Linked DNA regions of Homo sapiens: region 2 is linked to region 1. A link is an interaction called in ENCODE POLR2A ChIA-PET data of the cell type or tissue named here. Cell type or tissue: A673. All regions are shown on one strand. Each heading gives the region's core, and the rest is flanking DNA. Links, peaks and the distances in the headings are about the cores only.

Evidence for each region. Peaks named below come from ENCODE experiments on the same cell type or tissue, not always from the same donor. Only the 100,000 strongest peaks of a DNase experiment are listed, where the experiment ranks them.
Region 2: POLR2A ChIA-PET joins it to region 1 with 20 read pairs; 1 of 35 experiments calls an interaction of 5 or more read pairs at or near these places.

Annotation. Positions count from the first base shown.
Region 1 is chr11:69,886,037-69,891,404 of GRCh38, reverse strand. No RefSeq gene overlaps it. Among named protein-coding and RNA genes, the nearest start is that of FGF3, 69 kb to the right of the region's middle. RefSeq lists enhancers at 1-314, 2,510-2,804. In A673, for the core only: CTCF peaks have their summits at 2,448 and 2,661 (motif pointing right); a DNase peak (open chromatin) is centred at 2,674.
Region 2 is chr11:70,093,265-70,098,632 of GRCh38, reverse strand. The region is part of intron 2 of ANO1 (anoctamin 1); the gene reads right to left. Among named protein-coding and RNA genes, the nearest start is that of ANO1, 18 kb to the right of the region's middle. RefSeq lists enhancers at 4,193-4,692, 4,693-5,194. In A673, for the core only: no CTCF peak of the experiment used is centred there; a DNase peak (open chromatin) is centred at 2,652; H3K27ac peaks cover 971 bases.

The DNA of each region.
Region 1 (5,368 bases), core at 162-5,161:
CACCCACAGTGGGGCTCGGGGCCATGGGTGCAGGGCTGGAGGAGGATGTGAGGGGCAGCTATTTCAGTCTGGAATATCAGGATTTTAACCCCAAATAAATGTCTTGGTTATTATTTCAGCAAGCGTGCCCTAAATCACCTTGGGAAGACTTGAGCCTTTCAGAGCCTTGGTTTGCATAAAATAGGGGCTGTGTCAGAGCCCCCTTTGTGGGGCTATTGAGAAGATTCCAGAAGATTTCATAGAATGAAGTGCTTAGCACTGAGCCTGGCACAGCATAGGTGGTTGAACATTGATGCTTTTTTTTGTTATTAGTACAGCTGTGTTGCTGATTTTATAGTCGAGATTCCACAAGAGGAAATCGGGTTGGAACATAAAGATATTTGCCCCGTGGATTCTCCAGGGGGTTCCCACACAGTCCCATTCTCACATTCATTTCTCGAGCTGTCCCTCTTATTAGCCTACAGAATGAGCTAGAGCTGCTTCTCGCTGGCAATGGGGAGAGCTCCTTTCTGGGGGACCCCAGCTCCCAGGAGCTGAACTTAGAGGTTGCCAGGCCTGAGGAGAGGGAAATGACCCAGAGATGCTAGGAGGGGCTGGGCCCTCTCAGCACAGGCCTCAGGCTTCTCTTGGAAGCAGGGGTTTGCCATGCAGGAAGCAGGCATGGCCCATGCCCATTGTGGGAGAGGGTGAGGCTGCACCGCCTGCCTGCTTTCTGCCAGCACCCCTTGGCAGGCAGGCGAAGGTAGGCAGGGGCCCTTTGGGACTCTGCTGGAGGAGGTTTGGACGTAGGGCTCTAAGGCCCCTAAAATTTGCTCCATGCATCCTTACACAAGGGAGAGCTCCAGCAGAAGCCAGGGTCTGCGGTCAGGGAAAGGCAGAGGACGGCAAGGGCCATGGCCCTCATCGCACAGACACTGAGGAAGAGCAGGGTCTCACCCTTGGTGGCTCAGCTGGTTTTTGGCAGTGATGGCTTCAGAACCTGGGCCCCCCATCCCCAGCCAATGCTCTCTGGTTTTCCAAAAGGAAATTTCCCTATTATTTCCCTCCTTAGATCCATGAAGGGTATTTATCAATGGCAAAGGATGATGCCCTGCAGGTGTATCAGTGGCCCGTGAGCCAGCTCCATCCAGCCTCAGCAGGAAGAAGCATTTTTCCAAGCATCTCAATGCTCACATTAGTGCTCGATTGGCAATTAGCAAATGTCACAACCCCCTCCTCCCTGAGCGACAGTTGTTTCAGATGTCAAATTCCTGCCAAGCGCCACGTCTTGTTCTAAAACCTCTTTCCAGGGGTACTCGAGGGAAATTAGCATGATGCCAGCCGAGAAGAAAACCCCTCAGAGCTTGAGAATGGCGAGTCCTCCCGGGGAGGGAATTCAGCCGCAGGTTCCTATCGACAGTGAAAGATTAATTGATGCAGAGTGAATTATGGAAATGCGTGAGGCCGTTTCTACCGATGATGCCTTTAAAACCGCGGTCCCCCGCTGCAGCGTCATCGCACACCAGGTCTGCAGAGGGCAGCGGAAGCCCCAGCCTCCTTCTTTTGTCCTCCCCAAGAGGCCCCTCCCCAAAGTTAAATGTGTTTAGAAGTGGGCAGGGGATTGAACAGCCCTGCAAAGCAAACATCACCTCCAACACTGACAATGCGAAAGCGCTTCCTGTGGACCAGGCACTTTGCATGGATTATATTTCCTTTGTTCCCTAAAACAACTCGGAGATAAATTCTATTGTAATTCCCATTTTACAGAGAAGGACACTGAGAGGGGAGGTGACTTGCCTCAGGGGACCCATTCAGGGAGTGCAGAACCAGGATCTGGCCCCAGTGGCCTGTCTCAGAGCTGGGTCCTTACCTGTGCCCTGCCAGGCGAGTGATCTGAATGGGCAGGTGGGGAGAAATCCCGTGCCTCGATTTCCACTAGGAAAGTGTCTTGGTTTTCTGTTCACTGAATGGTTACGAGCCCTTGTCCCTGCAGGCTGGGGGCCAGGGAGGAAGGCTGAGGACCAGGTGGGGAACAGTCTATGTCTCAGAGCTGAGGCTTTCATAGGGGAAGGGGATTCTCGGGGAGGTGAGGGGTGCTGGGTGCTGATGGGAGCTCTGGGGGCACTGCCCAGATCCCCTGGGCTCTTAAGATAAAGTTGAGGGGTCAGAAGGTCCAAGCAGGGCCTGAGATCTCATGTCACTCCGAAGCTTCCAGCAAGGGAGACCCTGGTGGCAATTTCCCAGCGGGTCTCTAAGCCAGAGATACCCAGGAGGCTTTGCTTTCCGGTTTGATATGGGGGCAGCCCAGTCTATTCATGGATGCCCCAGGCTAAGGGGCGTGGCTCTAGACACACATGGATCTGGGCTCTCGAGCATCAGTGTAATAACCTCATTTCTTGAATGAGGTGAGTAAAGCCCAGGACAGAAGGAGGCTCCCAGAGTCCCCAGCAGAGCCAGACTCAGGGCCCTGGTCACCCTTGGCTGGCCAGGACCCAGCACAGGGGCCGTGGAGGTAGGGAAAGCCGCTGGTCCAGAGCATCCCGACCTCCCCCGAATAAAAGGGGTGGCTTTGGTACTGCCTGAGAGTTACAGTTGACTCAGCCCACCTTGGAAGCCAGGTTCTAGGAAAAACCCCTCCCTAAGGAAGAAGGATGCCAGCTGCCTTCAGCCTGGTCCCACTGCCACCACAAGATGGCGCTGTTTTGCGGGGTTTTTGTTTCTGTTTACAACCTGAGCACACTGACCTGGTCTTTCCCACCTTTGATGTTCTTGGGTTTATGGCACTGAAGGTAATTCTGTCGTCCTGGTGCAGAGGGCAGAAGATGCCTTCTTGTAGGGTGCATGCACATGTGTGATCATGTGTCCACGTGTGTGATCATGCGTGCAGGTGCATGTGTGTGCATATGTACCTGTGTGAATCTTGGTATGCATGGCATATGCTCTTGTGTGTTTGTGTATGTCTTTGCCTTGTGTGTGCATGTGTGCATACATGTGAATATGTGTGTTATATGCTCCCATGTGTGCAGGAGTGTGTATATTTGTAGCACTGTGTATGCTCATGTGTGAGCCTGTGCTCATGGACATATGTGTACCTTTGTGTCAGTAGGTATTGTATGCGTGTGTATGTATATGTACATGTGTGTTTGCCTGCAAGGTACATGTGTGCGCCAGTGTGTGCACATGTGTATATTTTGGGCTGTGTGGGGATGTGTGCAGAGGCACATGTGTATGCCTTTTTGCGTGCATGGTGTGCACGTATGTCTGTGTGTGTGTCTGCTGGACAGCAAGAAGGAGCAAGGTCCATCTCCTGTCCTCAGTGGTCCCTCCCCTCCTCTCTTTCTTGGCTAATGTGGCTCAGAGCCTGCATCGGCAGGCGAAAGCTGGGCCTGGCTGGGGGCACCTCCGGGCGCTGCTCCATGCCGCCCTATGGCCACTTGCACCTGGATGCAGGAGCACTGTCTGCTATTTGTCTCCCTTACTGTACTCTGAGCTCCTGGAGGCCAGGTCTGGGTGGTGCTCAACCAGGGCTCCCCAGGTTTGGGCACAGGACCTGGCCTAGAGTAAGAAGTTCGCTAGAGACCAATCAGGTTTCTAGGCCGAATACCGAGGGTCCAGTTGTCAGAAATATCTGAGAGTTCATTTAATTCGCTCGACAGTCCTCTGAGGCAGGCTGCATAATTATTCCATCTTGTGATGAAGAAACAAAGGCACAGAGAAGTTAAGTGACTCACCCAAAACCACCAGCTATGAACAGGCAGAACCAGCGTCCAGCCCAGGTTTGAATCGATGTTTGTGGGTTGAGATGAATAAATTATTCCATTGGCCTGAATATATATTTTTAGCAGGAGGTGCTTTATCTGCATTTTGTTACAGGGATCATAAACCCTCTGTGCCCAGAGCAGGAGGCCATAGGCAGTCCTGCTCAAATGCCTCTTCCTCCAGGAAGCCTACCTGACCTCTCTCAGAGAAAATTTCTGATTCTCTGTGTTCCTGCAGACTTCAGGTTTCCACTTGGAGGTCCTAAGGTGCATAAATTCTTTCCAACCCTGTGAGCAAGAAGCCAGGGTTTTGGGGAGCCACTGAGGATCTGAAGAAATCTGATAAAAGCTCCAGATGCTGGGATCATGTAGGTGTGCACAGAAATCATCCCCAGTTTGAGAGGGTTCACTGACAATGCAGCTCAATGTTGGGCCTCGGCTAGAGCCCTGAAATGATAGAGACACCTGCCTAACTTGAGACGCAGCTGGCGACGGCCAGTGGAGCCCCTGTTTCCGAGAGGGGAGCGTGGCACTAGACACTTCTTCTTCAGCCATTTCACAAATATTCTTTTTTTTTTTTTTTTTTTGAGACAGAGTCTCGCTCTGTTGCCCAGGCTGGAGTGCAGTGGCGGGATCTCGGCTCACTGCAAGCTCCGCCTCCCGGGTTCACGCCATTCTCCTGCCTCAGCCTCCCAAGTAGCTGGGACTACAGGCGCCCGCCACTACGCCCGGCTAATTTTTTGTATTTTTAGTAGAGACGGGGTTTCACCGTTTTAGCCGGGATGGTCTCGATCTCCTGACCTCGTGATCCGCCCGCCTCGGCCTCCCAAAGTGCTGGGATTACAGGCGTGAGCCACCACCCCAGCCGAATTTGATTGAATTTTGAATTCAGACTCTGAATAGTATCCCCAAATCCCCAGGCAAAGGGCCGACAGTGGAGCCTCCTGCAAGTGGGGGGGCAGTACACTGGCTTGGGAAGAGTCGGGACTTTTCGTTCAGGGCCGCAGGGACCAGCTGCCCACTCCCCGAGCACCTACAGCCCCACAATTGGGGACGTCGCCAGCCACTGAGGTCTTTCTTCTCGGCACTGCCTCCACCCCCACCCCGGCTGTCCTGTCCAGTCTTCAAGCAAATGTTTTTGATTTTACAGGAAGTAGAGCAAGGACCTAATCTGAGTTTAATTTTTGAGTACATTAATTATATTAATTAAGTATATTAATTAATTAATATATTAATTAAGTATATTGATTAATTTCTGAGTATATTAATATGGCAGAGAAGGCTGCACAGTCGTGTTCAGTAACTGCTCCAGGCCTTGGAATGTCCCCGTTGGTATAAATTAATGGTTTGGAGATACCAAGTGATGTGAGGTCTGCTTTTGCGTGTAAGGAAAGAGATGGGCTAAACTCAGGGAACCCACATCCATCTAGGGACAGCCCTGTCTCCAGGACTCAGTTTACCCATTTATAAAATAAGAGGTGCAATTGCTATCACATACCCCACGCTGTACACAGACTATCAAACCAGGGGCTCTGAGGGGCCAGAGTCACGGCCCTGTTTGCCTGCCCTACACAGGATGAGAGTAGAGTGAACACGAGTATAACACGATGAAGGAGAGGAGAGCTTCCCAG
Region 2 (5,368 bases), core at 311-5,310, 210 kb before region 1:
CTTGGCTTCCTAGGGGGTGAGCTTCTTTCCTCACCTACCCTGGTCCTCACAGGCCGCTTCATACCCTGGAGGGCATTGTTCACTATGGATGTCTGGCCCTCAATCATGGCGTCGGGGTGCTGGAGGGCTGAAGCCTGAAGGTCAGAGTGCTACTGAGAGGGGCCTCCCCAGACAGCACCTCCCGTGTCAGGCAGGAACCATGGGGTGTGTGTGCCGTGCACAGCAGGCCAGGCACCTCCCATATCGGGCAGGAACCATGGGTGTGTGCTGTGCACAGCAGTCCAGGCCACTGGGTGCAGGGGAAAGCCCAGGAGCCTCATCGTTGGTGGGGTTTGGGCCCGAAGGCCCTCGAGCACCCACAGAACACCTGGACAAATCCCCGTTTCCCTGTTTGCAGCTTCCTCAGCTCCCAAGGAGGAGAACACCCAGCCCTGCGGGGAGCCGTGTGGCCCCATTAGGAAGGCACAGGACTCTTCTGACCCTGTCTGTCCACGAGGACGCGGGGCTGCTGTGGTCTAATCCTCCTGCCGTCGGACTCGGGGGCAGACACCAGGAGCCTTGGCGGGTGCCCCAAGGGGTTCACATTCTCTGCCATAAATAGGCTTTTGGGGCATGTGACGCCCAGTGCCACATCCCTGGTCAGCCCTTCATGACCAGGCGAGTTTTCAGCAGCCCTGGCATCTGCCTGTCTCTCCCCGTTGGCACCAGCTTCCAGCACGGATAGGAGCTGGCACACTGGGTCTGAAGCCAGGCTTATCTGTTTAGCTGACTGATGTATCCCTAGGACGGGGAACAGCAGTGGCCACAGAGCAGAGGCTCAGTGATGTCCACTGAGTGAGGGAGAAGGCAGAGGGAAGGCACCCGACTTTATAAAGCGCCTACTCTGTGCCAGCCTAGGACAGCCCCGGCTTTCAGACTACCATCCGCCTTCTCTCCAACCTTTTGGTAGCTATGGATGTGTCCACTTCAGTAAATATGGACGAGGGGGCAGGGAAGGCCCAGAGCCCCTTGTCCCAGGCCCATGAACAGTAGATGTGGAGGAATCTCAGCCTGACCTTGACCCTGCAATGCTCACTCCTACCCTCCACCCGCACGGCTCCAGAGGGCACGCGGGCAAGATGGGAGATGCTCTCAGTCCCTGGGCAGGGGTCTGCCTGGAGAGGTCATTGCCGGTGCCTGGTATTTCCCACGCCACAGTTACTGCTGATCACGTCCACACTGCATAGGAAGACCTGGCTCCCCATAGCAGGGACACTGCTATGAAGCACAGTTGAGGGATTGCTTCTGGAGCAAGCATACATCCCCCATTATCCTGACGCAGTCTCCAGACTCGAGTCTCAGGCGAGCTGAGGACCCAAGGAATGCAGCCGTGGGTGGATCAGGCGCCACTGCTCTTCCCCAAGCATGGGGCAGGGACTGGGCTGTGGACATCTTTAATCCCAGCCCTTGCCATGGGGTCTGGTCCTAGGCCTGCTCAGTGATGTCTTGTTAAAGAAATAAATGATAGGTAAGTCAGCAGAAATATCATTTCACATTCCTGCTTCTGTTGAAGGTGGTAGATTACTCAGATCAACCCTCCCAGGATACATAGTAAAGAATGCACCACAGGAAAAGAAACAAGAAATTCAATGACCTGAAACAGCGGTCCCCAACCTTTTTAGCACCAGGGAGGACTGGTATTGTGGAAGTCAATTTTTCCACAGGACAATGCTGGGGTTTCAGGATGAAACTGTTACACCCCTTGATTATTATTATTATTATTATTATTTTTTGAGACAGAGTCCCACTCTGTCACCCAGGCTGGAGTGCGGTGGCGTAATCTTGGCTGACTGCAATCTCCGCCTCCCAGGTTCCAGCAATTCTCCCGCCTCAGCCTCCCAAGTAGCTGGGACTACAGGCATGTGCCACCATGCCCAACTAATTTTTGTATTTTTAGTAGAGACGGGGTTTCACTATGTTGGCCAGGCTGGTCTGGAAGTCCTGACCTCAGGTGATCCTCCCACCTCAGCCTCCCAAAGTGGTGGGATTACAGGCATGAGCCACCGCTCCCGGCTGAAACTGTTCCACCTCTGATCATCAGGCATTAGATTCTCACAAGGAGCACACAATCTAGATCCCTCGCATGCACTGTTCATAACAGGGTTTGGGCTCCCAGTGAGAATGTCATGTCACTGCTGATCTGACAGGAGGCAGAGCTCAGGTAGGAATGCTCGCTGGCCCACCACTCACCTCCTGCTGGGGGGCCTGGTTCCTAAAAGGCCACGGACCGATACGGGTGCCCAGCAGAGGAGGAGGAGAGAAAGAGAAGGAAAAGGAGGACTGGAACCCACCCTGAGAAGCTCTGGCCCCTACAGCCATGGCGCCTGTGAAGACCTGGGCACCTCAGACTGTGGCTTTGGTTCAAGGTGGCTCTCATCTATAACGCTGCAAACCTTTCTGGACAAGGTCACCTTTATCAGAGGCTTTGGGAAACCCCACAGATTATAAAAGGTCAATGACTAGCAGACAAGCGAAGCAGACCCGCCCCCACCAGGGCAAGAGACAGCCCCGGGAGGAGAACCAGCTGAAGTGACCGAGATAGAAATCGGCCCACTCAGCTTGGGATTAGCAAAGGATGAGCTGGGTAATAAATCAGCTATGCTTAACTCGTTTAAAGACATAAACCTCAAGATAGAAAAGAACTGCAAAGGACAGGAAACTATTAAAACATGACATAGCTGACTTGGAAAAGAACCAAATAGAACTCCTAGAAATAAAAAAGATCATAAAAAGAGTTAAAAACTCAACAGATATGTTGGGAAATGCTCAACCCCTCCAAAGACAAGAAGGCACATGGGGCTGGTGCAAGAAGATGCTGGTGAGGGGCTCCGGCGGGGGTGAGGGGCTCCTGCGGGGGCGAGGGAAGCCCTGATTTGCAGCATCTGCCAATTCCCATGGTGTAAATACCCCACCGTGGCCTATTTCAAGCCAGCAACGGGTAACAACCAGCTTGCAGAATTCCAGAAGGACATGACTCCAGCACACCATGGGCCTGGACACAGATGAGGACCTCAGAACTATAGCCAGAATGGCAAAGATTTCACCCCAGCAGCCTGGGATGCCCTGTGGCAGAGCTGTGCAATGATGGTCTTGGGGTCACTTTAAAAACATGAATTTTTAAAAAGGTCCAGAATGAATTTTCTTTCCCTCTTTCTTTCTTTTCTTTTCTTTCTTTCTTTCTTTCTTTCTTTCTTTCTTTCTTTCTTTCTTTCTTTCTTTCTTTCTTTCTTTCTTTCTTTCTTTCTTTTTCTTTCTCTTTCCTTTCTTTCTTTCCTTTCTTTCTTTCTTTCTTTCCTTCCTTCCTTCCTTCCTTCCTTCCTTCCTTCCTTCCTTCCTTCCTTCCTTTCTTTTTCTTTCTTTCCTCTCTCTCTCTCTCTCTCTTTCTTTTTTGAGACAGTCTCATTTTGTCAACCAGGCTGAAGTGTGGTGGCGCGATCTTGGCTCAATGCAACCTCCGCCTCCTGGGTTCAAGCAATTCTCTTGCCTCAGCCTCCTGAGTAGCTCGGACTACAGGCGCCAGCCACCACGCCCGGCTAATTTTTGTATTTTTAGTACAGATGGGGTTTCGCTATGTGGCCAAGCTGGACTTGATCTCCTGACCTCAGGTGATCCTCCTGCCTCAGCCTCCCAAAGTGCTGGGATTATAGGCATGAGCCATGGCACCCAGCCCAGAATTCACTTTAAAAGAAATATGTTTCCATGAAACCAAGACAAGCCAAAAGAAAATCAGGCCATGATAAAAGTCATCCAATCTGTTTCGCGCCTCAGCTGAAGACTGGGGAGGCATAAAATCTTTAGGGACCAAAGAAGTCTGTAACAGTGGAATGAAGAGCAGAGAAATAGCTTCATGAATAGACTAGAGGTTCCTAACATCCCATCGTGCAAGAGGCCCATTCTTCCTCCCCTGGGGGAGAACGGGGACTGCAAGTTTTAGTGCAGAGTCTCTGGGTGAGGTTAGGGGCCAGGTTCAAAGGCCAGACGTGCCACTCTCAGCTCAGGATCGAAATTCTGCCCTACCTACTCATGGTTCTGGTAGGAAGCCCACACGGAGTGGGGAACTGACAAGTCTCATGAGCATGTTTATTGCTTTTATTTGTGCTGATGAGCTGGGATTAGGCCCGAGACTCCTCAAATTCCAGGCCCCCACCCCCGATTCTCAAATCTGTGAGGGCCTCTCCCCAGCCCCTGCCAGTGCCCAGGGCCCTGTGGACAATGAATGCAGCCCCAGGACTGCCTCCCACACCTGCCCACATCCACAAGGCCTCCATGGGAAATGGCAAGAAATGGCTGCCCTTCCCTGTCCTGAGGCCATGGCAACCCTGCCACCACCCTCCCTGGTCACCTGGCGGCGGGCAGGGGCGGGGTCTCCACATGCAGGGAGACCCTTCTCTTCCAAGGGGGACTTGCGGTTCCCCTCTGGCAGGAGCAGGGTCAGGCCCTGGGAGTGGTGAGGAGTGGGCTCTGCCCCAGGCCTGTGGGTAAGGGGCGTTTACAGCCAACGCTGGCCAGCTCTGTCCCTCTGTGGGCTCGAGGATTAACTCTCTTGACCCTCACCCACCACTCCACAAGGAAGGTCACACTATCAACTCCATTTTACAGATGGGGACGTTGAGACCCAGAGAGGTGAAGCCACTTGCCCAGGGTTGCTCAGCCAGGAAGTTTGAGCTGGGTCCACATCCGCATACCGGGCTCTCAGAGGGGCTGGGCGGGGTCTGAACCCGCACTCGGAGCCCCGAGGTTGCGTCTCCACCACCTATGCATCCAGCCGTGGGCTTTGTCTGAAAGCAGCCCTTCTCCCATGGAGTCCGCCCTCACTTGCTTTTCAAAAGCAGCATCCATGAAGATGGCGAACAGATGCTGCTGCGGGGACAGCCCCACCCACTACGGGGATGCATGTGGAGAACCAGCGGCGAGCCAGTGGGGTACAGACTTGAGCCCTGGGCAGCGACATGAAAGCAAACAGACTTTTATAGGGTTCCAATGTCCACGGCCTTCTCAGGATCTACCAAAGCCTGGGTCAGGTTCAACATCAGGGCAGTGTGGGCCTCAGCCGCCCCCCAGCACACACAGCCAAGAGTTTAGTGTGTGGCGTTCTCCGCAATGACCCCATGGACATAAATAATGTCCAGCAGGCTTTGAGGCTGGACTTCAAAAAGGCTAATGGGTCTTAGTTGCAAGAAAACATGTTGGCCATATCTTCTTTAGTCCCTTTAATGGGAACCCTGAAAGCTGACCCCATGGCTGTCAAAGGGAGGGAGAGAGAAGGGGAGGGAGAGGGAAAGAGATGGAGACAGAGAGGGAGGGAGAAGGAGAGAGAGAGGGGGAGAGA